2 separate regions of the Mus musculus genome follow, and region 2 is linked to region 1. The links are chromatin loops, found by intact Hi-C in ENCODE. Cell type or tissue: left cerebral cortex. All regions are shown on one strand. Each heading gives the region's core, and the rest is flanking DNA. Links, peaks and the distances in the headings are about the cores only. Region 1 overlaps Mob4 (MOB family member 4, phocein). Region 2 overlaps Sf3b1 (splicing factor 3b, subunit 1).

Evidence for each region. Hi-C counts contacts between places; a loop is a spot of excess contacts. Peaks named below come from ENCODE experiments on the same cell type or tissue, not always from the same donor. Only the 100,000 strongest peaks of a DNase experiment are listed, where the experiment ranks them.
Region 2: it touches region 1 in a loop (2.5-fold over the local background); 5 of 42 quality-filtered maps call a loop at or near these places.

Annotation. Positions count from the first base shown.
Region 1 is chr1:55,137,686-55,153,832 of GRCm38, forward strand. It overlaps Mob4 (MOB family member 4, phocein), which reads left to right. Exons shown (of 8, transcript NM_025283.3): 3 at 7,439-7,539; 4 at 10,634-10,676; 5 at 10,863-10,949; 6 at 12,461-12,540; 7 at 13,286-13,397; 8 at 14,990-16,147. The coding sequence ends at 15,121. Among named protein-coding and RNA genes, the nearest start is that of Mob4, 15 kb to the left of the region's middle. In left cerebral cortex, for the core only: no CTCF peak of the experiment used is centred there; a DNase peak (open chromatin) is centred at 8,040.
Region 2 is chr1:54,999,035-55,015,181 of GRCm38, forward strand. It overlaps Sf3b1 (splicing factor 3b, subunit 1), which reads right to left. Exons shown (of 25, transcript NM_031179.2): 5 at 15,449-15,528; 6 at 13,068-13,238; 7 at 8,446-8,683; 8 at 7,137-7,349; 9 at 6,768-6,889; 10 at 4,259-4,456; 11 at 4,070-4,171; 12 at 2,349-2,528; 13 at 1,978-2,064; 14 at 1,610-1,880; 15 at 1,208-1,353; 16 at 981-1,127; 17 at 593-718. Among named protein-coding and RNA genes, the nearest start is that of Sf3b1, 20 kb to the right of the region's middle. In left cerebral cortex, for the core only: a CTCF peak has its summit at 9,482 (motif pointing left); no DNase peak of the experiment used is centred there.

The sequences.
Region 1 (16,147 bases), core at 3,623-11,622:
TTTGTTATTTTTTTAGGAGAGTGAGGAGTTCATTGTGCTGGGAATGAAACCCAGGGCCTCACACATGCTAAGCACGTACTTGACCACTGAGCTATTTCCAGAGTTACAGCTCACCTTCTTATAGCATCAGATTTGAAGTAAATTTCCTATAACCAACAGAGAACTGTGGGCTTTATTTTTTCATTTTATTAGTCTTTGTCTATTAATTTCCATACTATATTATTTAAAATTAATACAGTTATTTTCAGATATGTTTAAACTTAGGTTAACTTTTATTGCTTGTTTTCAGTTCTCTGATTTTTAAAATTTGTAATTTATTTTGTGTATAGTGTTTCAGTGCCTGTGTGTATGACTGTGCACCAGGTACATGGTGTAGGAGACTGTGGAGGTCAAAAGAAGACACGGAGCCCCAGAAAAGGAGTTACAGGCTCTGGTCAGCCACCATGTGGGTACTGGGAGCTGAACCCAGTCCTCTGCAAGAGCAGCAAGTGCCCTTAACTACTGAGCCTGCTCTCCAGTAGGATGGTAGTGGGGGGTGGGGAGTCCTTATTTTGAGATGAGCCCTCCTATTTGCCAGCTAGCCTCAAACTTGAAGTAATAGCCAAGGACGACCAATTTCCCAATCCTCCCAGTCCTCCACTTTCCTAGTGTTGGCATTAGAGGTATGCAACACTTTATCTGGTTTATGTGGTGCTAGGTTTTGATCTTGGGCCGGCTTCATGCTAGGCAGGTAGTTTATCAACAAGCTAATACTCCTAGCCCTGTTTGTTCCCTTTGTCTTTTTCTTCTTGCAAGTCACTTTCCCCCCTTTTGACAGGTTATTTGACCCTTTTAGCATTGTTTTTGGTTTTTCGAGACAGGGTTTCTCTGTGTAGCCCTGGCTGTCCTGGAACTCACTTTGTAGACCAGGCTGGCCTTGAACTCAGAAATCCGTCTGCCTCTGCCTCCCGAGTGCTGGGATTAAAGACGTGCGCCACCATGCCCCGCTTTAGCATTGTTTTAATTGTAATTTTGAGTATGCCTCTGTGTGTGTGTGTGTGTGTGTGTGTGTGTGTGTGTGTGTGTGTGTGTTTGTTTGTTAGTTTTGTTTGGTGATAGCATAGATTACTGAAGTCTTAGTCTACCTATGTAGAATCAAGTGTTTTATTATTAGTTATTATTACCCTTACATGGGCCCCTTTCCTCACTGATTTTACTTCTTATTCCCTTATATATTTGTAGACATTCATTGAAACCCAGTCAGACAGTGATATTTTCTTTGGTAGGACTAAAGAGTGAATTTAAGCACTTCTTAAGTACTAGGCAATTTCTCTACCATTGAACTATGTATTTGTAGCCTAATGTTTCTTTTCTTTCTTTCTTTCTTTTTTTTTTTTTTTGACAAACTTCATTATTTACTGTCTGTATATGTTTTCCTGTGTATGAAGGTACATGTTGGACATGGTGCTTGTATGGAGGTCAGAAGACATAGTTCTCCTCTTTCTACCTTTATGTTGGTTTCAGAGATTGACCTCAGGGTATTCCACTTGTAAAGTGAGCACCTTTTCTTGATGAGCCCTCTCACTGACACAATGTTTCTTTATTTTGGCTTGAGGAGACAGTTTCACTCTCTAGCTTGAAGTCATGACAGTCTGATTTTGACCTCCCAAGAGCTGGAGTTAGGGGCATGAGGCATCATACCCACCTTGAGAGTTACTGTTATTTTCTCTTACTGAGACATGGTCTCGCTGTGTAGCTCTTGATGGTCTGGCCTCGCTGTGGAAACTAGGCTGGCCTCAGACTCATAGAGCTTCTGTCTGTGCCTCCCAAGTTCTGGGATTAAAGATTTGCACCACCCTGCCCTGCCTTGTAATTTCTGTTACTTCTAATGTTTTAAATTTCCTTTTATTTTTCTTTCCTTGAACTTTTTAGCAGTTTTTGTTTTAGCATGGTTTGTTGTCTAGGAATTCTCTTTTCTTTTGCTTGCTTGTTTTCTTTTTGGTGCTAGTGTGAGTCCAGAACCTTGCAATACTAGCAACCACTGTGGTCTCTGCCTTTAGTTTTCTTTAATTTGAAAATATCTTTATCTTCATTTATTTTGGAACATAGAGAATTCTGGTTGGCAGTTCTCTTAGTACTTCTTTCATTCTTAAAAATTGCACTTATTAGGGGGAGATATGTGGGTACACATAAAGAGGACAGAGGATAGCTTGAAGATGATTGGTTCTTTCCTTCCAACTTGTTGATCTCAGGGATCAAACTCAAGTTGTCATGTGCCTGAGCCATCTTTCTGTCTCTCTTCCATGTTTTTTGATGAGAAAGAAGTGGCTAGTTGATTTCTGTTGGTCTTTTTTCCTTTAGTCTTTCTATTAGTCAGCATTGCTACAATGAAATACTATAGAGTTTAGACAAATAACCTGTCTCAAGGCACAGTTCTGGACGTCTCGTTTTATTTTATTTTATTTTTTTCTTGAGACAGGGTTTCTCTGTGTAGCCCTGACTGTCCTGGAACTTGCTCTGTAAACCATGCTGTCCTCAAACTCACAGAGATCCACCTGCCTCTGCCTCCTGAGTGCTGGGATCAAAGGTGTGCAATACCCAAACCCAGGGGTTCTGGATGGAGGTTTCCGTTTGAGATTGGATGACCCTAATGCTTTGGGCCTCAAAGAAGGAGTTAGATGGCAATCACGAGCTCTTACTTACCCTCAGGTTCTTAGGGATACTGTTTCTACTTAAACCCGAAGAGAACTCGGCCTCACATCTAAGATGTGCTTCTTTCACTCCTGAGCCAAAACTGGAAAGTGCCGTACAACAGACACTTGTCTGTGACCCTGTTGTAGGTTGGAACCACTGTTACAGACCTATTTCAGCATCCTAGTAGTCACTTTTGAGTTCAGTCTTTGTCAGTTTGGGGAAGGGGTTAATAAGCAAACACGGCCAGTTCATTGACATCTGTCCCTTCTGCTCTTTATGTTTCTGAGACCTCAGATTTTTGGTGCTATGTTTTTTTTCTATTTTAATATATATTCTTAGACCTCTACTTCTCTTCCACCCCTTATCCCACCCTAATGCCTTCTAACCCCCTAACACTAGGTAGGAGAGGAAGGTGAGAGGGGAAATGGGGCAAACACCTCTATAGGTTTTGCTGATTAGGGGTGTTGAGTTTCTTGGGGTCAGTCCAGCCTTCATTGTCAGGATCTCTCCAACTTCTTTTGGTTAAACCACAACAGCAGCCACCTCCTCCTTTGTCTTATTCTTCTGAACACCTCTGACTCCTCTCAGGGCTCTGGCATTTATACCCTCCCCAGGATCCCTAGAATTTAACTATCTGCAGCTGGCAAAGATCATGCCCCTCCTAGTGCACAGGGCAAATTGTAATCACCTACTGAGAAGCAGCCTCTTAACCACACGGGGGTCTAAATAAAAGCGTGTTCATATACTGTAACTGGGTTTTTAAAGAAACCAAAATTCTCACTACATTAGATAGCAGAGCCAGGTGCAGTCAGTCCAGGTTATGCTTTCATTCACAGGTAAAGATTGATATGTTCATTCCATCTTCTCTGAAATTGGAAACCATAAAATAATTTTGTGTGCAGTTATATATAATACTTGTATCACATGGCCCCAAATTATTTCTAAAAACTGCCTTAGAAAATAGTATTAGGTCATTATGATTAAAACGTCAGGGTTTAAATATAACAAAAAGAATGATGTTTTGCCTGTTGCTTTTTAATGGGCATGATCTCACTGTGTAGCATTAGCTGACCTCAAATTCGCAGAGATCTTCCTTTCTCTGCTTCTAGAGTGCTTCTGCTTCCACATCTGTTGTACATCATTGAAGGAACTCAGGACAGGAACTTAATCAGGGCAGGAACCTGGAGGCAGGAGCTGATGTCTCACTCCTCATGGCTTGCTCAGCTTGCTTTCTTTCTTATAGAACCCAGAACCACCTGCCCAGTGCAGGCATCACCCACAATGCGCTAGGCCATCACCTATCAATAACTAATTAAGAATATATCTTTGCTTGGTTAAAGTCACACCAAGATATTTAATATTATTTGTGACTATTGTTAAGGGTATTATTTTCCTAATTCCTTTCTCAATCCATTTATCCTTTAAGTAGAGGAAGGCCACCAATTTGTTAGAGTTAACTTTATATCTAGCCACTTTGCTGAAGTTTTTTATTAGCTGTAGGAGTTCTCTGGTAGTATTTTTGGGGTCACTTATGTATACTATCATATAATCTGCAAAACGATATTTTGAATTCTTCCTCCCCAGTTTGTATTCCTTTGATCTCCTTTTGTTGTCTAATTGCTCTGGTTAGGACTTTGAGTACAATATTGAATACGTAGGGGGTTTAGTGGGCAGCCTTGTCTAGTCCCTGATTTTAGTGGGATTGCTACAAGTTTCTCTCCATTTAGTTTGATGTTGGCTACTGCTTTGCTGTATATTGCTTTTTACTATGTTTAGGTATGGGCCTTGAATTCCTGATCTTTCCATGATTTATCATCAATGGGTGTTGGATTTTGTCAAATGTTCTTTCAGCATCTAATAAAATGATCATGTGGCTTTTTTTTTCTTGAGTTTGTTTATATAGTGAATTACATTTATGGATTTCCATATATTGAACCATTCCTGCATCTCTGGGATGAAGCCTATTTGGTCATGATGAATGATCGTTTTGATGTGTTCTTGGATTCAGTTGGTGAGAATTTTATTGAGTATTTTTGCATTGATGTTCATAAGGGAAATTGGGCTGAAGTTCTCTTTCTTTGTTGGGTCTTTGTGTGGTTAGGTATCAGCGTAACTGTGGCTTCATAGAACGAATTTGGTAGTGCTCCTTCTATTTTTGTTTTTGTGGAATAGTTTGAGAAGTATTGGTATTAGGTCTTCTTTGAAAGTCTGATAGAACTCTGCACTAAACCATCTGGACCTGGGCTTTTTTAGTTGGGAGACTTTCAATGCCTGCTTCTATTTCCTTAGGGGATATGGGACTGCTTAGATGGTGTCTTAGTCAGGGTTTCTATTCCTGCACAAACATCATGACCAAGAATCAAGTTGGGGAGGAAAGGGTTTATTCGGCTTACACTTCCATACTGCTGTTCATCACCAAGGAAGTCTGGACTGGAACTCAAGCAGGTCAGGAAGCAGGAGCTGATGCAGAGGCTGTGGAGGGATGTTCTTTACTGGCTTGCCTCCTCTGGCTTGCTCAGCCTGCTCTATTATAGAACCAAGACTACCAGCCCAGAGATGGCACCACCCACAAGGCGACCTCCCTCTTGATCACTAATTGAGAAAATGCCTATTAGCTGGATCTCATGGAGGCATTTCCTCAACTGAAGCTCCTTTCTCTGTGATATCTCCAGCTGTGTCAAGTTGACACAAAACTAGCCAGTACAGATGGTTTATCTGATCCTGATTTAACTTTGGTACCTGGTATCTGTTTAGAAATTCATCCATTTCATTCAGATTTTCCATTTTTGTTGATTATAGGCTTTTGTAGTAGGATCTGATGATTTTTTTGAATTTCCTCAGTTTCTGTTGTTATGTCTTCCTTTTCATTTCTGATTTTGTTAATTTGGATATTGTCTCTGTGCCCTCTAGTTAGTTTGGCTAAGGACTTATCAAAGAACCAGCTCTGGGTTTTGTTGATTCTTTGTATAGTTGTCTTTACAAAGATGGACAATGACTTCTCTTTTTCTTGAATAGTCAGAGACCAATATTAATTGGCCCATTTCCAATATTGTTATAGGGGCCTGAGGAGAAAGAAATAAGAAAATGGCTGATCAGTTAAATATTCAGAACATATAGTATTTGTGAATTTTATTTGCTATCTTATATGACCATAATAATTCATTACTTAAAATAGTAACACCAAAAGATCATTAACCACAGGTTAGCATACAGATAATTAAATAATAGTAATAAAAATGTTTGAAATATGAGACTATGAAAGCTGGATGCAGGGCTGAGATGTAAAGTGTGTACATAATGTTTGAGAAAGGATATCAATACATTGCAGGCTTGCCACATTTATTTGTTAAACCACAGGACTGAAAAGTGTAATAATGTAGAGTACAATAAAAATGAGCTATGAACATACTGAACAGGTTGTATGTATGTATTTAAGAACATATATGAGTATACATAAATGTATGTAACAATGAAAAAAGCAGCCATGAAATTGAAAGAGAGCAAGGGGGGTATGGGAGGATTTGGAAGGAGAAAAGGAACGGGGGAAATAATGTAATTTTATTATAATATCAAAAAGTAAAAGGTAATTTTAAAAATAAGTTTTAGGCTGGGCGTGGTGGCGCACGTCTTTAATCCCAGCACTTGGGAGGCAGAGGGCAGGCGGATTTCTGAGTTCGAGGCCAGCCTCGTCTACAAAGTGAGTTCCAGGACAGCCAGGGCTATACAGAGAAACCCTGTCTTGAAAAACCAAAAAAAAAAAAAAAAAGAGTTTTAGATTTAAACATGAATTTTAAACATGAGTATATGTTGAAGGAGGGGGAGATTTGGAAAGAATTATTGTGTGGAATTTGAGATGGTTCAGATTAGTTGCATATACTTAAGAGCATTAAAACTTAAGATCATTAGGATGAGCTGAAAAAAAATCTGAAAAAAATTCTAGGCATCATGTGCTCATATTAGCATCTCATGGGAGGCTGAGGTGCAGTGATGACTTAAGTGCTAGGCCAGGCTGGGCAGCATAGTGAGAACCCATTCCCTCACAAGTCCTCACAATGCAAGGGGTTTACATTGGAACTCAAATCTAGTGTATTAGCACATGCCTGTAATTTCATTACTAAGAAGGCGAAGAGTTGATGTTCAATCTAGCCTTGGTAGTGCACGCCTTCTATCCCAGCCCTTGGGAGGCAGAGGCAGACTGATCTCTGAATTGAATGCCAGCCTTGGTCACCTAATATGGCCATGAGGAATGAGGCTGGTTAGAGAGTCCACAGCAAGACTTAAGCTGTGGCAATTTTATTGGGCGTAGTCAGACTTTTTATACCTTTATTAGAAAGAGAATATGGTGGCAATTGCCAGGATCTTTACATTTGTAGTTGTCGGGATACAATGATGTTTGCAAACTTTACTGGGTAAAAATGATTAATGTCTAAAGACCAATTGTCCTGTCAAGCTTCTATGCTGCTATAACTTCTAAGGGAACATACAGAGAAACACAGAGTAACTGAACACTTTACTACCTGAGGGAGTGCATTGGTCTTTCAGGAACTGCAAGGCACATTGTGCCCCAGGACCTAACCTGAAAAACCTATGACATATGCCTGTCAAGGCAGCTAAGCAAAGCCAACTCCATGGTTCCTTTCACATAGCAAATTCCAGAACCTCCAGATCTACACAGTCTCAAAAACCAAAAAATATTAAACATACTTAGCATGAAATTTAACATCCAGTATAATTTAATTAACCATAAGAACTTCTTTCTTTATAGTATATTCAACAGAACATAAGGGCAGACTGCTCCAATATTGACAAAATTCTTGAACCACCTGAAGGCCAAGATGAAGGTGTATGGAAGTATGAACATTTAAGGTAGGTCTTTAGGAAATCCCAGGATTGTACTAACAGTTCTAGTAATAATACACTAATAATAAGTACCCTCTAATGAAAATTATGACTCAAGTAAACTTTGTATAAAGCAGAACAGGGGTTTTTTGTGTCTTTTTGTGTATTTTGAGACAAGTTCTCATGTAGTAGCCCAGGCCTTGATCTGTCTACTTGATCAACTTGTCTCCACCTCCTACAAGTGCTAGGATTGAAGACAAGTGGTGTCACAGCTGGCATGGATCTCCTACTTCAGCCTCCTGAGTGCTAGAATTAGAATTACAAGCGTATGAATGATTATTATTAATTCCAACAGAGTTATAAGGATCCAAATCTCCTAATAGCCCATATTGAACCTCTGTGATTAGGAAAAGGTGCCCCATTTGAAAGGCTCGTAATCATGGTAGGATGTGTGGATTTTAGCTCTGGATTGTCTTTTCATTGTGTTAGCTCTGTAGTAGATTGACTTAAAGCTGTCAGTTTTGTGCTTTTGCCAGGTTATATTTGCAGCGCTGCCAAATGAGCTAGTTGGACTGTATAAGCCTATGCTTATCATTGCCAATCTTTGTTACCTCTTAGTCAACAATAACTCAGAACCACGTAAAACATAGTTTGCTGATATGAAGTAGTGGTCAGTGATAGGTGATCAAAAATAGTGTCATTGCCAGGCGGTGGTGGCGCACGCCTTTAATCCCAGCACTTGGGAGGCAGACGCAGGTGGATTTCTGAGTTCGAGGCCAGCCTGGTCTACAAAGTGAGTTCCAGGACAGCCAGGGCTATACAGAGAAACCCTGTCTCGGGGAAAAAAAAAAAAAGGTGTCATTTTAGTATGATCTATCTTCCTGTCACAGTGTTATTTTTATAGTCTTAAGCATAGAATTACCCAGGAAAGTAAGTAAAATCCTAAAAAAATAAAAATGTATCCTTTGCTTTTTGTTTTCTTCCATTAAAATATATTTACGTAGGCTGGGCATGATGACAAAGCCAGATTTCTGTGAGTTTAAGGCCAACCTGCCAGCAGGTACTACATAGTGGGAATCTATATCAGATAAACAAAGTGATACATAAAAGTATGCTTAAATAAATAGTGATTTTAATTAATAAGTTTCATATAAGTCTTTTTTCTTTTTGGTAACCTGTTTTATCTTCTAAATATAAGGCTTTAATATTGCATTTTTGGGGAACCAAAGTGTTTTTGTTTGATGAAGAAACACTAGTGACTCTACCTTGATAGAGTGGAGTACATACCATAGGTAGGGTTTTTAGAGTGAACACATTCAATAGTGTGACAACTATAAAATACATTTATTTTTATTACAGAGGATTGTCTTACATCAAATGTCTACCTAAAATTGTCTGACATTCATTATAATTTCCTTTATTTTTAGTATATTGAAAACTATTGAGAACCGGGCCTGCCTGGCACATTGATCTTAGAACTTGGGAAGTGAAGGCAGGAGCTGAAGTCATCCTCAGCTGCATATCTAGTTTAAGGGCTGAGACTATCTCAAAACAATTTTTAAGAGTAGTAAATGGATTTTAGGCATTGTATAAGCTTTACAGTTTTTAGTTTTAGAAAAAATGAATATCCTGGAAATTCTAACAAAAGTCAGGAAGTTACATTTATACATTCAAGATGTATGTATTACATACATTCTGATATGTTTTCATCTATGCATGTAAACAGTAGTGAAATGAAGGACTTAAATTTTGTATATTGTATGTAGGATAGCTTTTGAAACTTCTGTTATTTATATTTTGATGTGCTGGGAAGTGAACCTAGGACCTTGTGCATACACACTAGGTTCACTAGTGCTCTTACTAGTCGTGGTCTCAGCCCAGACTCTGTAGTTGCTGCTCCTTCTCTGGATATTTTGTGTGGTGATGGTGGTGGTGGTTTGTGTGTGTGTATTCCCTCATGGATATGTGTACAAGGAACCATGCGTGTGCATTCATGTGTGCATGCCTGCCTGCATGTTTATGTGTATATGAGTTTGCGTGTGCGTTCATGTGTGCATGCCTGCCTGCGTGTTTATGTGTATATGAGTTTGCGTGTGCGTTCATGTGTGCATGCCTGCCTGTGTGTTTATGTGTATATGAGTTTGCGTGTGCATGTTTATGTGGAGACCTGAAGTTGATATTGAGATTCTTCTTTGATTTATTGCTACCTTATTTGTTAAGACATAGTCTACCATTGAACTAGCTTGCTCAGGGCATCCTCCTTCTCTACCTTTTAAGTGTTAGAATTTCACAAGGGAGCTGGAGAGATGGCTCAGCCGTTAAAGGCTAGGCTCACAGCCAAAAATATAAGAATTTCACAAGAGCCACCATGCCCACCTGGTGTATTAGTCCTGACTTTTTTTTTTTTTTTTTTTTTTTTTTTTTTTTTTTTTGGAGGGGGTTGGAGTGGATTAGGGACAGGATCTCTCTCTATGTAACCCTAGCTGTTTTGGGAACTCATTATATAGAACAGAGTGGCCTTGAACCCACAGAGATACATCTGTGTCCTGTCACCACTCACCTCACCTGGCATGATTTAGTGTTTGTTGTAGGTTTTTGTTTTTGTCTCAAGACAGGATTTGTCTGTGTGGTTAGCCTCAAGAAATCCACTTGCCTCTGCCTCCTGCGTGCTGGGATTAAAGGCGTGCACCATCATACCTGGTTGGTTAAGTATGAAAGTTCTAATCTATAAAAAAGGTTTAGACATTTTTTTATGTATGTAATTGTACATAGAAAACACCTACATAATTTTTATATAACTAAAACATCTTTCATGTTTAATCATACATATCAACAACTTCCTATCCTTCAGTTGATCATAATCAGAAGTCTTACCACATATACACGGTTAATGTGAACACCTTTGTAACATAACTGTATACAGTTCTGAAAACTGCATTACAATAGATTCTCAATCAAAAAGTACTTGTTTTTCTAGAGTCTTGGTGAAATTTCTAAGTACTATCCAGAAAAATTAAACAGATTTTTATTGTATAAAAGGATAACCAGCTTGACCACCTTAAAAAATAAAAGAAGAAAATACACAAAGCCTGGATAATAAATGTGCTTTTTGCATTTTTAGGCAATTCTGCCTTGAACTAAATGGACTTGCTGTCAAACTTCAGGTAGTATTTTCTTTATGTTAAAGCTGTAATTCAAAGTTCTCATTTTTAAAAATGATTTTGTATGCTTAGATTTTTCCAGTGTTTCCTATTATCCTTTTTATATTTTATATAGAAATATTATAACCCAAATGACCATTTTTTCCATTATCATTCTACATATTAAAAAAATAAAATTATTTTTAACAGAGTGAATGCCATCCAGATACCTGTACTCAGATGACAGCAACTGAACAATGGATTTTTCTTTGTGCAGCTCATAAAACTCCAAAAGAGGTGAGAATTGAGAGCTTCCAGTACCTGCTCATTGGCACCATTACTTTGGGCCTGAAGTGAGGCCAAACATCTCAGATGGGAGCATTTAGGGAAGCAAGTCTGCTTACATGGCATCCAAGAAAGAGAGTGAAGAGTCAGGAGCCCAGTGCCCTCAAAGACACTGCCCATGGCCTGCTTCCTCCAACTCGGCCTCATCTCCCAAAGTTTCTACCACTCCTGAGAGACTGGCCAGCTGGGACCCACATCTTCAGGAGATAAGCCCTTGGGGAACATTCCATATCCATATATGAACAGAAATATTGTGGAATGTAGTGGGTGTAGTTGTACGATATTATACTTAACACTGCTGAATTTGTTTAATATCTGTGGGTGTGATGTATGTGCAGTTGTGTGTACATGTGTGTACATGCACCCGTGGAGATGAGAGAAGTCCATAACCCTATACTCCCATGAGGCCTGTCTTTCAGTGAACCTGGAGCTAGGCTGGCAGCCAGCAAGCCCTAGAGATCCCCTTTCTCCTCCCCCACCGCCCAGACTGTGCTTAAGTTCCAGGTGCTTCTGGGCATGTCAGCGTTTATGTATATGTTTGGGATTTGATCTCAGCTCCTCATGATTACACTTAGCCACCGATCATCTTCCCAGACCTCCAAAACTGCTGAACGCAACATGAGGGGGGGGGGAGAGAATGAGTTAATATGAATGAATATGAGAATTCTGCATGCATGCATGTATGTTCATACTGTGGCACAAGACAGACGTCTGTAGAACAACTACAACCTTGTGCAAGTCATGAATCATCCAGAGTTCCTGCTTCTCCAGTTCTCCTGAGGGTTAGAGTGGGAACCCAGTGTTCTTCCTGTCCCCAACACTGTTTCCTTAGGGTTAGCGTCGGAGTGAAAGTAGGAATTAGCTAATGTATCTGCTAGAAGCCTGATGATACAACTCACAGCAACAACAGCTTTATTTATTGATGGGATGCACTTCATGATCATTCTGAGGTCGGAAGACACTGTTTCTTCGAGTATGTTTGTGTCTTTAGAATAAGATACCTGACATGGTTAATTGTATACTTGCTTGGATTGAGACCAGGCTTGGAGATGAATAAAGGATGTGGTACATCAGAGGGCATTTACAGATAATTAAATCATGAGAGCCCTGACATAATAAATGGTTTAATACCTCATAGATATAAAGTTTGAACAGTGTTGAGAGATGGAGAAAATGGGACGGCTGAATTTGTTTAGAAGCAGGATGCTGGAGATTGATGGTCTCTGAAGGGCATTTTCTCACCTTACCCCTTCCTGTTGTCGACCTGCTTCCTGTCTGCTGTGAGTTGATGATTCCTCCCTCCACAGCCTTCCCACCATGGTGGATTAAAACCTCTAAAAAGAAACCTTCCTTCTTTATGTGGCTTCTGTCAAGCGTTTGGTTACTGTGGTAAGGAAAACTAGAAAATATTACCTAAGAAAAGAGAGGCCTTTTGTTAATGAATTTAATTTTCTCTTTTCTAGTGTCCTGCCATAGATTATACAAGACACACACTGGATGGTGCTGCATGTCTTCTGAATAGCAATAAATATTTTCCCAGCAGGTAAACAAAATCTTTAAATATGGTATTCAGCTTTTTTTGGGTTTCATTTAAAAGATTGATGTTTGAAAATTAAAGTTAGGGTTTTGGTTATAATTTTTTTTATAACTATATAGTTGACTTGTTCAGATTGAGTTTGAAATTAAGGTGTGGTTAAACATCAGAACTGTCTCCCTCCACTCATAGACTAGTGTAGTCAATGGAATCCCTGCTGCTCCACGCTGCTCCTTCTCTAGGCCACTTCTCAGCAAGCAGTAGAATCTGCTTCCCCTGATAAAACAAAGGAGCACACTTGCTTAAGGGAGACTGCTGTTTTTCCTTATTTTTGCCTGTAGCAAAACATTAGCATATATTTAATTATACATAATAATGGCATCGTTATGACATGCGTGTATATCCTGCATTTATCATATACACTGCGTTTTGATACTGTTCACTCTGTTGCTCTCTTACCTCACTCACCCCTTTCAAAACTTCCCAACAGGCCCCCTTCTGTTTTCCTTGTTTTCTTCCTCTTCCTCCCTCCCTCTCTGCAGCCCCTCATCTTTTGCCGCAGTAACTTTGATTAGGGTGGCTTAGATACATGGATGGGAGCTGCTTACAAAAGCCTGTGCACTGCAGCCTTGATCCAGATGCTGCTCGGCCTTGGGTATAGCCAGTACCAGACTTGGGAATCGACAAGATTGCATTGTATGTTTCTAACATTTTGTCCAACCTGTGAATCTTTTGGTTTCTCTTCTTTTTTTAGGGTTAGCATAAAAGAATCATCTGTAGCAAAACTAGGATCAGTGTGCCGTAGGATTTATAGAATATTTTCACATGCCTATTTTCATCACCGGCAGATATTTGATGAATATGAAGTAAGTATATGTCTCAGCTTGCTTAATATTTCTGTGCTAAAGACCATGACCAAAAACAGCTTGGAGAGAAAAGGGTTTATTGCCACTTACAACTCTTAGGTTACACTCCATTACTGGGAAAGTCAGGGCAGTAACTTAAGGCAGAAAATGGAGCAGAAGCCATGGAGGACTACTACTGCTTATCTTGCTTCTCCTGGCTTCCTCAGCCTGATTTCTTTTTGTTGTTTTGTTTTTTTGTTTTGTTTTGTTTTTTGAGATAAGGTGTCTCATAACCTTGACCAACATGGAACTCAGTATGTAGACCAGGTTGGCCTCAAAAATCTTTTTTTTTTTCTTTCAGTTGTTACAGAATTTCTTTCTTTCTTTTTTTAAAATTGGATATTTTCTTTATTTACATTTCAAATATCCCCTTTCCCAGTTTCCCCCAGAAACTCCCTACCCCCCTTACCCCCCCCCCCCCCCCCCCCGCTTCTATGAGGGTGCTCCCCACCCACTCCCATCTCCCTGCTCTGGAATTTCCCTACACTGGGGCATCAAGACTTCACAGGACTAAGGGCCTCTCCTCCCACTGATGCCCAACAAGGCCATCCTCTGCTACATGTGCGGCTGCAGCCATGGGTCCCTTCATGTGTACTCTTTGGTTGGTGGTTTAGTCCCTGGGAGCTCTGGGGGAGTCTGGTTGATTGATATTGTTGTTCTTCCTATGGAGTTGCAAACCCCTTCAGCTCCTTCAGTCCTTTCTGTAGCTCCTTCATTGGGGACCCTTTGCTCATTTCAATGGTTGACTGGGAGCATCCACCTCTGTGTTTGTCAGGCACTGGTAGAGCCTCTCAGGAGACAGCTATATCAGGCTCCTGTCAGCAGGCACTTCTTGGAATCCACAATAGTGTCTGGGTTTGATGACTGTATATGGGATGGATCCCCAGGTGGGATAGTCTTTGGATGGCTTTTTCTTCAGTCTCTGCTCCACACTTTGTCTCAGTATTTTGTTCCCCCTTCTAAGAAGGACAAAAGCATTGCACACTTTGTTTGGTCTTCCTTCTTCTTGCGCTTCATGTGGTCTGTGAATTGTATCTTGGATATTCCGAGCTTTTGGGCTAATACCCACTTATCAGTGAGTGTATACCATGTGTGTTCTTTTGTGACTGGGTTACCTCACTCAGGATGATATTTTCTAGTTCCATCCGTTTGCCTAAGGATTCCATGAAGTCATTGTTTTTAATAGCTGAGTAGTACATTGGCCTCGAGTTCTTAGAAATCCCCCTGATTGAGTGCTGGGATTAAAGGCTCAACCTGCTATCTTATACATCCCAGTAACATCTGCCTAGGGATGGCACTTTGTACATCACTCAAGAATATATGCCAACAGGCTTTGCCTAAAGCCCAATCTTGTGGGGCATTTTCTCAATTGAGATACCCTCTTTCAAGATGACCCTAGCTTGTGTCAAGTCAACAGAAAACTAACCAGGACGGTATGTCAAAAATTATCGTAATACATTCTTGTCAAGATAGCAGTAAAGTGTTTTGATATTACTTCTATCTAGCCTATTGATTTTGGATAGTAAATGGCTTTTTTTCCTTTCTTTCTACAGAATGAAACATTTTTATGTCATCGGTTTACCAAATTTGTGATGAAATATAATCTGATGTCGAAGGATAACCTGATTGTACCAATTTTAGAAGAGGAAGTTCAGAACTCAGTTTCTGGGGAAAGTGAAGCATGAAGGAATCACGTAGAACAATGTACTGATCACATAATTAACAATGATGTACTGTATATATATCATTTTAGACACATCAATCATGTATCCATATTATAGCTTATTTGTTTAGTATAGGTTTTTGTATGCTATGTGTTGCCTTTTTAAATGGGAAATACATTTTAAGTTATTCATGAGCTGTATATTCACTGGTGTGGCACTCATGGTTTTTAAATCAGTTTAGTATTATCTGTTGATAATGCCTGTTAATAAAAGACTTTACAGTTTGGTAAATGCTGCTAAACAATCATTGGACCCCAGTCCTTCCAATCTATAAACGAATGAGCTTGTGTTTCACACAAGCACCTAACAAGTACTAAAGACAGCATATTTGCTTTGTTTTCATCCCTAAGTTTTAATTTAATTTAATTTTAGAAAACTCAGTAGTATTCCATCTATACTGTTAACTTTTCCAAAATGAGATAAAAGTGTTTAAAAGTTCTGTCTATAGCATTTGATCTGCATAACGATTATGTGTATGTTCAGAGGAACTCGAGGAGCTGTTAGTGATACTTAAGCTCTCTCCTACATAAAGTGTACTCCAGGCCAGTGTACTTGGAAACATTGCCTGTTTTGTGACAGTGGATTATTAAGTCCATGGTGACAGTGACAAGGCACAAACGTGATGTTCCATGGACTTGCCCCCTCTTGTTTCCCTTAGTCCTCTGGGAAGTACACTAGTCAGGAAATTTATTTACCGAACTATAGTTAGTGATGGCGCTTCCCTATTTATATTTGTATTAATTGCTTACAAAGCATACCTCATACTAGCAGTGATGTTACACTACAGGAAAACTGTACTGTACAGGAAAACTGTACTGCCTACCTTTGATTTTTGAAATTGTTGTAACTACTTAGAAAATAGTCCTTAATATAGTTTGACTTTTCCTTTTAGTAATATTAATCTTTTCACCTAACCCTAGGCAGCATTAAATAGATATGAAAAAAGATAGTGTATTAATTTTATTTTCCCTCCTTAAAAGCTTATTA
Region 2 (16,147 bases), core at 5,150-13,149, 140 kb before region 1:
GGGAATTTCACATTAAATGTATGCTTTTAAAAGAAAAGGGGGGGGGGGCTGGTGAGATGGTTCAGTGGTTAAGAGCGTCGACTGCTCTTCCGAAGGTCCCGAGTTCAAATCCCAGCAACCACATGGTGGCTCACAACCATCCATAACGAAATCTGATGCCCTCTTCTGGAGTGTCTGAAGACAGCTACAGTGTACTTACATTAAATAAATAAATAAAATGAATAAATAAATCTGGAGGTAGGGGAGGGGAGGGGAGGGGAGGGGAAAAAAAAAAAAAGACACCCAAAAAGAGGCCAGGTGTGGCTGAGCACACCTTTAATTCCAGGACATAGAAGATGGCAGCAGCAGCAGATGGAGCAGTTTGAGGTCTGCAGAGTGATTTCTAGGCTACTTAGTGAGACCCTATCTCAGACAGACAGACCAAACAGAAAGAATGGACTTTAAAAATTCCATCTCTTGTCACAGTAAAGTACATACAAGTATAAATTTTAAGACAGTCAAAGCAAATTATAGCATGTAATATGCATTCTAAGTAGGTAAAGAATTAGTCAAAAAGATTTATGAGAATCAAAGTTTAGCAATAAAAGGTCACCTGTCGGTAATTTCTTCTATCCAAAGCCATTCTGTGTTGCCAAAAGTGTTTAAAGAAAGGTGGAAGAATCTCTGTTTTAATGTAGTTTGCTTCTACACCATCAGTTCCACAACACTGTTTCACCACCTATAAGGTTAATAAAAAAGAAATATATATATCAAATGCAGCACTGGCAAAACACAAAACAATCCAACACAGTTATGAGTAGGTACCAATACCTAATTTTCGTAATGCAATCCAAATTTTAGCAATGTATCTAACCATGTATCCAAGCTGTAATAACTTTTACAGTACAAAAATAGGTTTGATTTGTTTTTAATGTTATAAAGATCTCTCTGAACTTCCTAAAACATGCACATACCCACAAACTGAGCAACTAATTACTTACCTTCAAAACAATTTTCTTCATTTCTTCATCAGGAGACTGAAATTCTCGAATGAGGATTAACATCACTTCTCTAGTATAGTAGTTGGCATATTCTGCATCCATAAGAGGAATAAGATACCCAATAGCCTTCAAGAAAGCAGCCAGACCCTATTTAAAAATATATACGTTAGTAAATTAAGTTTCGGTTATCTTACTAGCAACAAAAACTGATCTAATGAGCGATTCACCTTTCCTCTGTGTTGGCGGATACCCTTCCATAGGGGCTTGAGCACAGAATCAAAAGACTCAATACCATAAGGAGTTGCTGCCTCAGCCAAAGCAGCAATGGCCAGAGCACTGATGGTCCGAACTTTCTGCTGCTCATCCACGAGACCTATACAATCAGACATGGTTATGAGTAGGTACCCACACCTAATTTTCATAATACAATCCAAATTTTAGCAATGTATCTAACCATGTATCCAAACTGCAATAATTTTTTTATAGTACATAAAATTTAGGCAATGGTAATTTGTTAACAGAAAATATTACAAACCCCATTTCAAAATTTGCGTGAGAAGTCTTTCATTTAATTACACATACACCTCTCCCCATCAGGACAGCTGATCTATAAAAGATACACCACTTACCATGTTCAATGATTTCAACCAAACTTCTGAGATGTGGCAAGATAGCACAGCCCATGAGAATGGCTATCTGTTGTACAATCTTAATACCAGTGTGCCTCGCTTGCCAAGACTTCTTGCTTTTGCACACAGCTTTTAAGAAAGGCAATAAAGAAGGGATGCCCAGGGCAGAGGCTACGACAGCAAAAGCTCTAGCTGTTGTGTTTCGGACATATTCATCCATGTTATCTATATCAGGTCTCATGGTAGAAATCATAGTAGCCAGACCAGCAGCCTAAAGAGAAAAGTGACAACAGCCACTTAAGTTAGTACCATTAATCCTCAACCCATCAAAAGACAAACTTCCTTTTCTAGGAATTTAATGTGAATACCTTTGCCAAATTAGAAATAATCTCTCGGCCTTCCACTCTAGCATAGTAATCTTCATCAATCAACAGTGGCTCGATAACCACAAGAATCTGAAAGAATTAAAAAAAAAAAAAAAAAAAAAAAAGAGGAATTACATACATTTCCACATCAATTTATCAAAGACATTTGTTAATTAAGGGATAGGTTAAACAATTTTAATTCCCTGGCAGTAATTGCACATTCCTTCAAGGGCAGCCTGGACTAAGTTCCAGGTCAGCCAGGGCTACATATACACACAAAGGAAAGTAACAACTTCCAGATTCCACACAGTGGAAAAATAGAACCAGAAAAATAAAAGTTAAACCATTAAACACTACTTCGAGAACAAACCAACCTTGTGCACATACGGCCGCACCAAGTCATCAAGTTTATACAATATTCTATCAATAACTTTCACAAGTAAATGTCGCTCTTGATCCTCAAGTGTAGGGGACATCAACAGAGGAAGAATCTGGTTAAACAGTGGTCCAGCTCCAAATTCTCGAGCTTTATCAGTAATCTGACGTAAGGCAGCCTGAGGAAAATCAGAGAAATGAGAAAAGTTATTTTTTTATGAGCAAACATTCCAAAGTGGCAATTTGCACCAGGAATAATATACTGTATACTTTTATAGACAATTTACATAAAGTAGTCTGAATTTGTTTCTGTCGAAATTGTTTTGATATTCAAACTCTTATCTAAGTTCAACATTAGCAACTCATTTTAAAAGGGCAATTCATTTAGTGGCAGGTGAGGGCTTAGAGGTAACGGTGCATATACCACCAAGCCTAATAATGACTCTATTGCAACTCTGAGATCCAGACAACAAAAGGAGAGAACCAACTTCCAAAAGCTGTCCTCTGAACTCCATGTTTATCCTGGAGCATGACCTACCTGTCCACTTGCACACATATCCTTGCACCATGCATGCACACATGCATGTGTGTAACAAATAAATAGATGAGCATAAAAGAAAAAAGGGTAACTTAAGAGGGCTAGCAAGACTCCTTCCTCAGTGGGTAAAAGGTACTGGCAGGTCACCAAGCCTGATGATCAACTGAGTTTAATCCTCACAACCCAGACAGCAGAAGGAAAGAACTGATCCTGCAAGTTATCCTGACCTTCCACTTGTGCTCCATGTGCACATGCCCATAAATAAGATGGTTTTTAAAAAAAAAAAAGAAAAAAAGGATAATTTGATAATTTAGTAGAGCTTTGGAGCCATGTGCCATATGCCTTAGTTCTGCTTGAACAACCTTCTATGTTCAAGTCATATTTGATGCTAATATAGGAAGTCATATTATATTCCACAAAATACCTCTAGGTTTTAAACACTTTAAAGCTGTCAAGGAGAAAAAGAATTTAGCCTTCTCATATCCTTATCAGAACAAAAATCCTTTGATTAGAAGAATTAAATTCATTGAGCCGGGAGCATAAGACTGTAATCCCAAGCAGCTAGTCCAGAATAAGAGGATCCAAAGCTCAAGCCCTGCCTGAACAAGCTTATGGCCAAGCTAAGCAACTTATCAGAAACCATATACAAAGTTAACAGAACCAAGGCAGAAGAGTGTCATGTCTTATTCTGCTAACTCCATCACTTAGGTAACTAGGTTTCAAAAAGACTTGCTATTGGTCTAAATCCAGCCTGGGCTACGAGTTTCAGGGCAGTCTGGGATAGTTCAAGAACCTATCTCATTCATAACCAACAAATATAATGAATATAACAAATCAAAAACCTAGAACTAGGAATCAGATGTGATACACAACTTCAATGTTTATTAAAGGGGATACATTATCTTTAATCTGAGCACTTGGGAACAAGGGGCAGGTGGATCTCTGTAGGTTCTAGGCCACCTGGTCTACCTATTATATATAGTAAATTACAAAACAAGTAGGACTATGTAGAGACCCTGTCTAAAAAAATAAAAAGCCAGGAAGTAGCAGTGCACACCTTTAATCCCAGCACTTGGGAGGCAGAGGCAGGCAGATCTCTGTGAATTTGAGGCCAGCCTGGTCTACAGAGTACCAGGACAGCCAGGGCTACCCTGTCTTGATAGAAAAATAAATAGAACTTACCTTTCTCATTGGAGGTGTACCATTCTTAATTTTTAAAAGCAACTTCATTATTTTTCTTTCTTTTTGTTCTTCTGGACTAAGTGTTGATTCATCTACATCAACCTACAATAAAATTTCAAAATAGATCAAATTTATGATTTGTAACTCCCAAACAAAGAGCAATACTTTAGTTTTGCTATCACCACTTACCAATAGTTTATCAAAGTACTGAATGTCATCAGGTTTTAAAAATGGAAGATTCCCAGATGGCTGGTCATTGACACTTTTCATAGTTCTGTCTTCAGTTTGCATGTGGAAACCAGTCATACCACCCAAAGGTGTAGGAGTTGCTGTCAGCTTTCGAGCTGGAGTTCGAATAGGAACATAACCAGCTGGAGGGGGAAGTACCTAAGAGAGTTATAAACATGTTAGTATAACGCCCTTGGCTTCATATACTCTTAAGACAACAGAATGAGTAGCATCTGCACTTAAGAGATTTTACAATGTATTAGCTAGCAAGTTTACCTGAAGAAAATATATCCCACTATGCAATGTTACCTAAAAGTTAAGATTATTATAGAAAATATTATTTGCTAATTAAAATTTAAGTGGAAAAGAAGAAAATATATGAAGCACTCTTTAAAAGATTCTCATCACCTTAACATGCTTGAAATATCATGTTGTCAAGCCAACATGTCAAACTAACAAAACTGGAAAATTTAAAACCCGATTCAGTGATTTCCTAAAAGACACTGTTAGAAATTCTACAATTACTCATTTCAGCGGAAATGAATATATGGTTTATGTAATAGATTAAAAAGATCATGCATATTACCATTTACATAAAGACCTAAATACTATAAAACATTTTTTAAGATTAAACTCTACAGATTTGACTTAAATACATGAGAGTAAAATTAAAGTATCTGTCAAGACACTTGGAAAGAAACACCAAATTAAACCCATTGCAAAAAAGAAAGTCTTAAAAATATGAGTTTAAAGCTGTAAGATTCTTTTTGTTGTTGTTGCTAATTACACTTTCTTGTTAGGTCAATAAAGACTAACACAGGTCCTCTCCAAACATCCTTAGTTGTCATATCTAAAAATGTCAATGATAGATATTTCAGTCCATGGGCAGCATGGACTATTGACTAAAAAAGAATTTATTCGCTGAGTCTTACAGTATGTCAAACACATTGCTGTCACTCTACATTTAGGACCTAAAGGTGTATTTAAGATTTTAATTAGTAAACTCACAAAAGAACAAATGTTCCTCCTATTGGTATTAAGGAACCCAAGGACTATAATTGAGAAATATATTTATTAGATTGTCCACATACAAAATATTACAAGGAGGCTATAGGTGGTTTGGTTTTTAAAGTTTTGCTGATTAATAGTGGTTAATCAAATCCTTGCCCTCCTGGGCAAATACTCTAGCACTAAGCAATACGACATGTGCATCTAAAGCAAATAATCTAATACTAGCTTAAGTGCAACGGGGGTAGCACACAAATCAGCACATTGTTTTGACAAAGTCAACAGAAAGGCTCTCTAAAGGCCATTCCTTGTAAGCCTGAGGTCTTGATCCGGACTCTAGCTATCATCACAGACAGCTCTTTGCCAACAAGTAGTTCCATGATAATAGGTACTTAGTTCAAAATAAACTTCAATAAACCCAAACTACAGAGTAAGGTCCTGTTGTAAAATAAAACAAAAAATAAATTTCAAATTATTGATAAAACATTCTTTGTGTCACCATCAATCTATGTCATTTAGAGACAAAGTTTTATTGAACTAACAAATAAAACCGGCATGTTATCTGAGCTCAGTCCCACAAAACTAATTTAGAGGTTCTCTAAGCACTGTCTGTGGACCTCCAGAAGCCCTTAAGATGCCTCACAGAAAGAGTAATAAATGCCAGTAGCGGTAGCATACCCTTCAAGACTCTATGCCTTTAAAGTCACCTGGTCTGTCTGTACCTTGAACTGCAGGCCAGCCATGGTTACATAGTGAGACACTGTCTCAAAAAGTAATGAGCTTTTGTTGTTTTCTCAAAGCAGATATTAGAAAAATGGCTCCGTGATTTAAAGCACTTGCACCTCAAAATGAGATCCCAGTGCTCACAGCTGCCTATAATTCTACTGGAAGGTTATACTCGCTTCTGCAGAAACCTGCACGTATTCATGCATATAATTAAAAATAAAATAGTGTTTTTAGACAGTTTTTAATTGTGTATATATGTGTGCCTGAATATAACTTTGTACACTTGAAGACAGAGCCTGGAAGGCCAGCACAAGACCTCAGGTTTCCAAGAGATCATTGCTGCTCTTTAAAGGCAATACATGTTCTTAACCACTGAGCCATTTCTCCAGCCCCCAAAATAAAAGTTTCTGCTGGGAGGGGTTTGAGGCAGAGTATCTTTTTGTAGCCCTGGATGGCCTAAAACTTGTTATCTGGACCAAACTGACCTCAAACTCAAGAGATCCGCCTACTTCTGACTCCCACCAATCATTAGGATTGCCAAAGTAATAAAAGCTCCATGTTACTTATTTCATCTCTATTACTTTTTCAAACTGAAATGCACTTACTAATACCTAAAAATATGAAATTAGTAAATTTCAGAAAGGCCAATGCTAATTTACCAGGCAACTTTTTTAACTAAATATTTAAAACTCATATCCTCAATACAACATAGTCATCATATATTCACTGCTAGTACCTTATATCCTTCTGGGAACATAGCATCTAATTCTTCATCAGAAAGTGGGCGGTTTCGTTCATCAATTTCTCTCTCCCACCGCCACGCCTGAAGCTGTTCAGGTGTCATGCTCATTATGTGACCTACCAAAAAAGCAAAATTGTTAATGACCAACAGTGTAAGACTTAGGCCCTTCAGATACAAAATAGTTAACATCAGTCCGTATCAGAGTTGTTTTTACATTGCAAATGCAAATCAAGGCAGTTATATATTTATATTTACATTCTTAATAGAAAAGCTAGCATTAGTGGAACCCAGAAAAAAAAAAAAAAAAACAGCAAAAAAAATTAAAATAGCTGTAAGAGAAAGAATGATGAAAAAAATTTGTACCTGGAGTCGGGGTAGCCATGTTCATGGCTGGTGTGCCAATTGGTGTTTTTCCTGGAGTCAGAACAGGAGTGCTTCCACCCATTTGACTCGCCGGCGTTTCATCCCAACGAGACTTTCTTTTACTTGCTCCAGGAGTTGGTGTTTCACCAATAGAGTCTCCACCTCGATCTGTTCGAGGAGTCTCAGCCCATCCACTTCCATGCCCAGGAGTATCTTGAAAGACAAAGGATCAGTAAAACCACACTATTAACACTCTTAAAATGCTGCTTCCCCTACATGCAATTCGATTAAGTTCAAAAGGAGTATATTTCTAAAACAAGATCCAGTTAAAGTTTTGCCCAGTATTTGTTTCCTTTTCACTGACTACAAAGCCACAGATATGAACTAATGAGAAACAGAAAAACAAAACTTTCTTCATCCACACCTCACTGTTCATCTTGAGCCATGTTCCAGCTATTTTCACTATATAGCAAACACTAGATTTAGGCAAATTTCTGAGAGAGATATAAAATATAGCCTGGCAGAAGCCAGAAAGTAATGGGAGAAAGGAAAATCTGTATCTAAAGAATGCAGTATGTTTGGATCACTGAAAAAAACATAGAAGTGAATAGCAGTCAAAGTCATAACTGTGCAACTCTGGAAATATTCTTAAAGCCACTAAATTGTGCACATTAAAAATGGTTAAAACGGGTGCATTTAAACACACACACACACACACACAGCGTACTCACAGGAGGCTGAGGAAAGAAAGAAGGCTAATAGTATCCACAACAATTTTTTTTAAGTTTAAAAAAAAAAAAGATTCTTCCTAAAACCTTCAGCCTCTTCAAAAGAGGGGAAATTAATTGAGTACAATATTACCTAAGTTTTTTAAATTTTAATTTAAACAAAGTTGAAGTGTGTTGCCTTTCTTTACTGTGTATGTTGGGGAGCACATGCCATGATACACATGTGGAGGTTAGAGGTTACCTGTGGAGCTGGTGTCTCCTTCTACCATGTGGGTCCCAGGGATCATACCCTGGTCCTCCAGTTTGGTTGGTGGCAAGAGCCTTTACCTCTGAGCCACGTCACCAGTCCAAAGTCGAAAGGTTATTAAGAAAGGTTCTAACAGATTTCAGCTTGGGTACTGAGACAAACAGTACAAGAAAAACAAGTTTTATAAACTTGGTAGGTTTAGGCACATCCACATCAGCTGGTTATTTATAGAAATCTATATTTATACTAGGAAATAAGGACCTCAGTCTGAAGACAAAATGCTGGAGTCAACACCTCATCCACACACTCATCTACACTGCACTAAAGTACCTACCTCTTTCTGTTTTGGGGGTCTCATCCCATCTGTTTTTACGAGCACTGGAAGTTGCACCACCATGGCCCGGGGTTGCATGGCCTGGTGTGTCGCCTCGCCCAGGAGTAGCAGCTCCCGCAGGTGTATGACTCGGTGTAGGGTCCCATATTTTTGAGCCTGGGGTTGCGCCAGGTGTTTCACTTCCTTTTGCACGACCCGGTGTCTCATCCCATCTTAAAGATGGGGTATGCCCAGGGGTCTGTACAAAGCAAAGGAATTTTGTTTCACATACCTATACACCTTAGAGATATAACTACAAATTTTCTATTGCACAAAAAAAAAAACAAAACAATAAATGTATCTTTCAGTGGAAGTTAGATATCATTTTGCTTACTGATTTGCAAATGCTTATGATGAAAACAAATTTACAGCTTTCATTTGGAACTGAACAATGTAAAAAGCACTAGATTAAAACACAAGGCTAGAGATGGCTCAACAGTTAAGAGCACTGGCTGCTCTTCCAAAGGACCCTGTTCAATTCCTAGCACCCACACAGTGACTTACAACTATCTGTAACTGCAATTCCATGAGAGTCAATACCCTAATACAGACATAAATGCAGATGAAAAAAATGCAAATTAAAATAAATAGAATTTTAAAGATACACAAAACATTCTGGGTTATAAACCTTTGTGAATATATATGTGTTGGTAATTTGCCATGAGCTGCTTAAGCTTGTAAAAGATAACTCTGAAAGAGAAATAATCCCCATTTTAGACCCAAGCATGTTTGTCTCAAACTATTTCCAAAACACATATCCTGGCTCAGGCTGACTCCCTTTTACAAGGGAAGAAGACAGAAGAATAGCAAAAGAGCCCAAAAATAAAACACTGTTCTTGAAAACAGTTAAATCGTCTATTATTTGCCCCATGATAAAAATGTCTGGCTATAGGACTGGAGAGATGGCTCAGAAGTTAAGAGCACTGTCTGTTCTTCCAGAGGTCCTGAGTTCAACTCCCAGCAACCACATGGTGGCTCACAACCAACTGAAATGGGAGCTGATGCCCTCTTCTGGCCTGCAGGCATACATGCAGGCAGAACACTGTATACATAATAAATAAATAAATAAATAAATAAATAAATAAATAAATAAATAAATAAATAAATCTTTAAAAAAAAAAATCTGGCTGCAGCAGGAAAGAGAAGGCAGTTCCGCCATGAGAAGACCCTCCCCTCCCCTCCCCTCCCCTCCCCTCTTCTCTCTCTCTCTCTCTCTCTCTCTCTCTCTCTGTTTTTCGAGACAGGGTTTCTCTGTATAGCCCTCCCTGGCTGTCCTGGAACTCACTCTATAGACCAGGCTGGCCTCGAATCAGAAATCCACCTGCCTCTACCTCCGGAGTGCTGGGATTAAGGGCATGCGCCACCACGCCCGGCTTTTTTATTTGTTTATTATATGTACAATGTAGTGTGTCTTCAGATACTCCAGAAGAGAGCATCAGATTTCGTTACAGATGGTTGTGAGCTACCACATGGTTGCTGGGATTTGAACTCAGGACCTTTGGAAGAGCAGTCGGCGCTCTTAACCACTGGCCATCTTAACAGCCCCACCTTTGTTCTCTTAACCAGGCTACTCCAGCGGTCTCCGTGCTTGATTCTATGAAACCCTGATTCAATGAAGTTTTATTTATCTGCTGTACCTATCAATCTATTATTTGCCATGGTTCTTTAACTCCTCTCTTTTTTTTTGACTTCTCTTTTAAAAAAAAAATTATAAAAAAAATTGTAAATTGAGAAAAATAAATCAAAATAACCAGAATAACCAGGCCTAAAAAGTCTACAAAGCTCACTAAACTTCTATATGGTTAGAACAGCCATTTGGAATGGAAGCTGTGTAGCTTTCTTTTACTCTTATATGATATATACTTAATAAGCTCATTGAAAACTAAAAGCAAAGCTACTGTAATAATCTCCAGATGATACAAGGTACCCTGAAATATACACTGAGTTTAAACTCTGAGTTTAGAAAATTCATGTAATTTTGTCTATCTACAACTCCAATGCAAGACTTTCAGCTCTGAAATTAGTGCATCCCCAAACTGGATCCCTGAGACATTAGAACCTCTGGGGAAGAAGGAATCCACATGTATTATAATAAATACTTTAAAGAAATATGTTATGAGCCAGAGAAAAGTGCATCTCTGTGAGTTCAAAGTCAATCTGGTTGACTTGAGTTTCAGGCAACCCAGAGCCACGTAGTAAAACCCAATCTTAATGAAGAAAAAAAAAAGTCGGGCGTGGTAGCACACACCTTTAATCCCAGCTACAAAAAAAAAAGAAAAAAAAGAAAAAAGATTATTTATTTGTATGCCTGTGTTTGAGTACACACGTCACTGAGCAAGCGTGGAGATCAGAGACTAACCCATGGGAGTGCACTGTCTCTCTCTACCACATGAATCTTGTATCTGGAACTCACACTATCAAGCTTTGCAGCAAGCTCAGAGGGAAGAAAGATTAGAAGTGGATTTGAGTAATTTATCCAAGAATGTAAAAGAGCTCTGAATATCCAGTGTCTTGGTGGTGGCAGGGCTTGGGGAGGTGGGGTAAGTCATCCTGAGACAAGATAACCCAGAAACTCATAATCCTCCCTCACTCTCACCACACTCAGCTAATAAGGATTTTTATTCGTGATGGGAAAACAAAAATGATTCTGGATAGAGGTATGTGGATTTCTGAGTTCAAGGATAGCCTGGAATTTCAGGATAACCAAGGCTACACAGGGAAACCCTGTCTCAAAACTGTAACAACAACAAAAACCTCTGGATTAGGTAAGTAATGAATGAAAATGAATTATTCACAAACTTAATTTGCCCTTCCTATGCAAAAAAAAAAAAAAAAAAAAAAAAAGGTGGTAATATGAATCTTACTGCCATGCATCCTATTTTTTCCATAAATGAGCAAAAAAGAAAGGTAGGTCTAAGTCCTAATTACTTTCCTAGAAACACATTCTTTCCTAGAAGGCTTAGTAGTTAAGACCATTTAACTGCTCTCGCATAGAACCTGAGTTCAGTTCCTACCACTCACTCACAGTAATAGCTCACAACAACCTCTAACTCCAATTCCAATGGATCTGACAATTACTCCTAAGTAGCTGCACACATGTGATGTACATTCAGACAAACACCTAATAAAAGTAAATCTTGTAAGAAAAATAAACTTTTCTATCTAATTACAAACAAACAGCTAGGCAGCTTTGAGTAGAGCAAATTTATTGTGGCTTTAAATATTTAACTCTGAGCCGGGTGTGGTGGCGCACACCTTTAATCCCAGCACTCGGTGGGCAGAGGCAGGTAGATTTCTGAGTTCGAGGACAGCCTATGAGAAGAAGGCTGCCAAGCTGAAGGAGAAGTATGAGAAGGAAATTGTTGCCTAGAGAGCTAAAGGAAAACCTGATGCAGCAAAAAAGGGGGTGGTCAAGGCTGAAAAGAGCAAGAAAAAAGGAGGAGGAGGAGGAGGAAGAGGAGGAGGAGGAGGAGGAGGAGGAGGAAGAGGAGGAGGAGGAGGAAGAAGAAGAAGAAGAAGAAGAAGAAGAAGAAGAAGAAGAAGAAGAAGAAGAAGAAAAAAAAAAGTTGGTTGTAGCACAGTTTCTTTTTCTTGTCTGTAAAGCATTTAGGCTGGGCGGTGGTGGCACACACCTTTAATCCTAGCACTTGGGAGGCAGAGACAGGCAGATTTCTGAGTTCGAGGCCAGCCTGGTCTACAGAGTGAGTTCCAGGACAGCCAGGACTATACAGAGAAACCCTGTCTCGAAAAACCAAAAAAAAAAAAAAAAAAAAAAAACCAAAAACCAAACCAAAACAAAAAAAGCATTTAACCCCCCCTGTACACAACTCGCTCCTTTTAAAGAAAAAAAAATTGTAATGTAAGGCTGTGTAAGATTTGTTTTTAAACCGTACAATGTCTTTTTTTTGTATAATTAACACACTACTGAATGTGATAGCCCTGTCCTGGTGGTATTTTCAATAGCCACTAACCTTGCCTGGTACAGTCTGAGGGTTGTAAATTGGCATGGAAATTTAAAGCAGGTTCTTGTTGGTGCAGAGTACAAATTAGTTATATATGGGGACAGTAGTTTGGTGGCTGCTTTGTTGACATTCTGAATGCTTCTAAGTAAATACAATTTTTTTTATTAATAAAAAAAAGTTCCAGGCTGGCCAGGGCCACAAAGCAAAACATGCCTCCAAGAAAAAAATAAATAAAATAAAATAAAATAAAAGACACAAATAAAATTAAACTAAAAAAGAACGTTCCATTCCTCAACATACGGACTGGACTATGTCTCAAAGCCTTATTAAGGTATTGAGGTTGTAAGCCCTAATGTGACCGATTTTGGAGGCTGGGGACATTCAAGGTTAGATGAAACGGAAGAAGATTGAGGGAAAAGTTATGAGAAAACAGTGACAAAGTATTCTCCCCAGACAACAATCCTGCTACCACTTCATCCTCTACTTCAAACCTCCATTATTGAGAAATAATGGATATAAAGTTAAGCCATCCAGTAAATAGTAACTTGTTTTACAAGCCCAAATATGAACACAGTCCATAGAGAAAAATATGAAAATAGCAATAAAAAAATAAAAGATTACCTCTGCCTGATCCCAACTCGATAGCTTTTTGGGAGTGGCACCAGGAGTCTGGTCAGCGGTCTGATCCCAGCGCCGTTTTCGTTTTGAGGGAGGCTGGGATGCTGCTGCTCCATTGACGACTTTTAGTTCTCCAGCTTTAGCTTTTTCTGCTAGTTGTTGCCTAATTTCTCTCTGAAAAACATTTCAAACAGCAAATCATTTGATTAGATGGAGGAAACTCAAGTAGCTATGCTTACCGAGCATGCTTAAGCTCCTAGTCAATCCCCAGCACCAGAAATAGAAAAAATTTCTTTAGTTAAGTTTTAATTCTACTAGCATAATCATTTCTTTTCAATGCGCTATTTAGTATTCCATTCACAGCAGGATGGGTGGCGATGGCGCACGCCTTTAATCCCAGCACTGGGAGGCAGAGGCAGAGGCAGAGGCAGGAGGACAGCCAGGACTATAACAAAACTGTCTCCAAAACAATGGGGGGAAAAAAACAAAAAAACACTCGAGCTGGAGAGATGGCTCAGAGGTTAAGAGCACTGTCTGCTTTTCCATAGGCCCTTGAGTTTAATTCCCAGCAATCACATGGTGGCTCACAACAATCTGTAATGAGATATGGTGCCATCTTCTGGCCTGCAGGCATACATGCGGGCAGAACGTTGTATACATACTAAAATAAATCTTTAAAAAAAAAACTCATTCTGTTCCTAGTGATATCATTCCTTATCTTTAATATTGTGTGTGTTTGTGTGTCTGTGTGTGTACACACAGCATTAGCTTTCTTTCTAAACAGTACACATGCAACAGCCTATGTTTTGAAGCTAGGGAAAGTCTTATTGAAAAATAAAATCTCTAGTCAGTGAGACTAGTGAAGTTAGTCTTGTAATCGCCCTAATCAGTAAGTAAATATCCACTTAGCAGAGAACTGAAAAATATGCAACTGAAAGTTTTTAAGACTCAAGACACAAAAATAAGCCAGGTGCAGTAGCACATGCCTATGATCCATAGACTAGGCAGGTATATTGGTTTGAATTCAAGTCCAACCAATGCGTGAGTTCTAGCCCAGTCAGGAATACATAGCAAGACTCTTTTCTCAAAAATAGAAAAGAACTAGAAACATGAAAACAAAACTTAGTGTCATAATAAATGCATTTAATTCACCCTTTCATTTTAAAATGAGGTTCCAGATCCCTTTAAATCGCCTAGCAAACCCTACTTTTATTGTTAATATTGCTACAGGAACCACGGGAATCTCAGTGATGTATACCTGTCATTCCTTAACACTCAGGAGACTGAGGTAGGAGCGTCAGCCTATGACTATGAGGCTACAGAGTCATTTCTAGGTTAGCCTGGGCTACAGGAAGACCCTACTTCATTCAAACAACAATAAAAAGATTAGGACCAGTGATGGCAAGACAGCTCATTTGGTAATAGCACTTTCTGTTACCAAGTCCGATAATCCCTGGAACGCTCTTGGTAGAACTCTTGCCAGTTGTCCTTTGGCTTCCACAAGCACACCATGGCATGTACCAAGCATACACACACAAATAAATGTAATGAGAAGACCAAAAATACAAAAACAGTTGAGGGTTGGCTTGTTAGCATTGCATTCATGTTAGCACAGAATTATCTCTATAAGCCAAATGGAATATTTAAAATTCTCCATCTATTGCCAAACCCAATCTCCAGTAAATATTCATCAAAAATTAATGTGACCACTAGCTTCATGAGGTATGCTAGTAACCCCTTAAACACCTCCCCAGGCAAGCAGACACTCACAGGAAGCCAGGAAATCAAAATATCAAGTGTCAAGGGTCATATAATTCTGGGATTTTTTTAACTTTCTATGATTGAACTACTATAGTCCAATTGTTCACACCTTTAACTCCAGCACTTCAGAGGGTGAAGCAGGCAGATCTAAGTTTTAGGTCAGCCAGGGCTACATAATGAGATCACCTTTTAAAAGTAATTTAAAAGCTGGACATGGTGGTACACGCCTTTAATCCCAGCACTTGGGAAGCAGAGGCAGGCAGATTTTTGAGTTCGAGGCCAGCCTGGTCTACAAAGTGAGTTCCGGGACAGCCAGGGCTATATAGAGAAACCCTATCTCGAACCCCCCGCCACCCCCCCAAAAAAAAGCTAGACAGTGTAGCACACAGCTTTAAGCCTAGCACTGGAGAGACAAGTGGATCTCTGAGTTCAAGACCATCCTCTCTCCAGAGTGAGTTCCTGCACAGCCAGGGCTACACAGAGAAACCCTCTCTCAGGGGTGGAAAAAAGCAAAAAAAAAAAAAAAAATATTGCTATGAACATCGAAACCTAGATAAATATAAAATTCTCTCAAATGTTCCAACATTATTTCACAACCATTACACTGAGAAAGCAGTTCCTACCTCTTCCTTAGTCAAATGTTGTTCTCGCATAACATCCATGTAGGTTCTAGCATTCATTTTAGGATCGGGAGTCTTCCCTCCTGCAGAAAAGAACAGCAACAGGACAAGAATACAATAAATAAAGGGTATTAGGTTCAATTGATTTCTCTGCCCTGCTCTAATATTATGTTATTCCATAATCATTTAATTTAGTTTTTGATGGAAAACTTTGATAATTATACATCTTACTTTTTTATTGAGTTTGCTGATCAATTTAACCTGTTTGAACACAAACATATCTACAGCAGTTTAAAACAATTATTTTAATGCATATAGAAAGCAAAATGACAGCACAGTTTAGTCTTCAGAAGTGATGGGTTCCTGGGTTGCTAATCCGGAATACGTACACTTTCGTGCCTTTGTCTCCATCAGCAGTTCTGACTTCAAGCAGCAGAATAGAAGCCTAGAAAATTATCTCTTTACCATTAGTAACACTTTGGAAAGATATTTATATTCAAAACATTACCTGTTGCAAGCTGTTAAAATCCTGACTACAGTAACTGACTAACATTAAGTTCTTCATACAGTGATCTAAACAGTTGTAACTTAGAAACTCTGATTATAAAAAAATAAACCTACAATCATATTCTCACGTCACATTACTAAAAGGGCTTCGTGCTTTTTAAAGTTTTTTCCTTGACCCAAAATATAATTCTATTT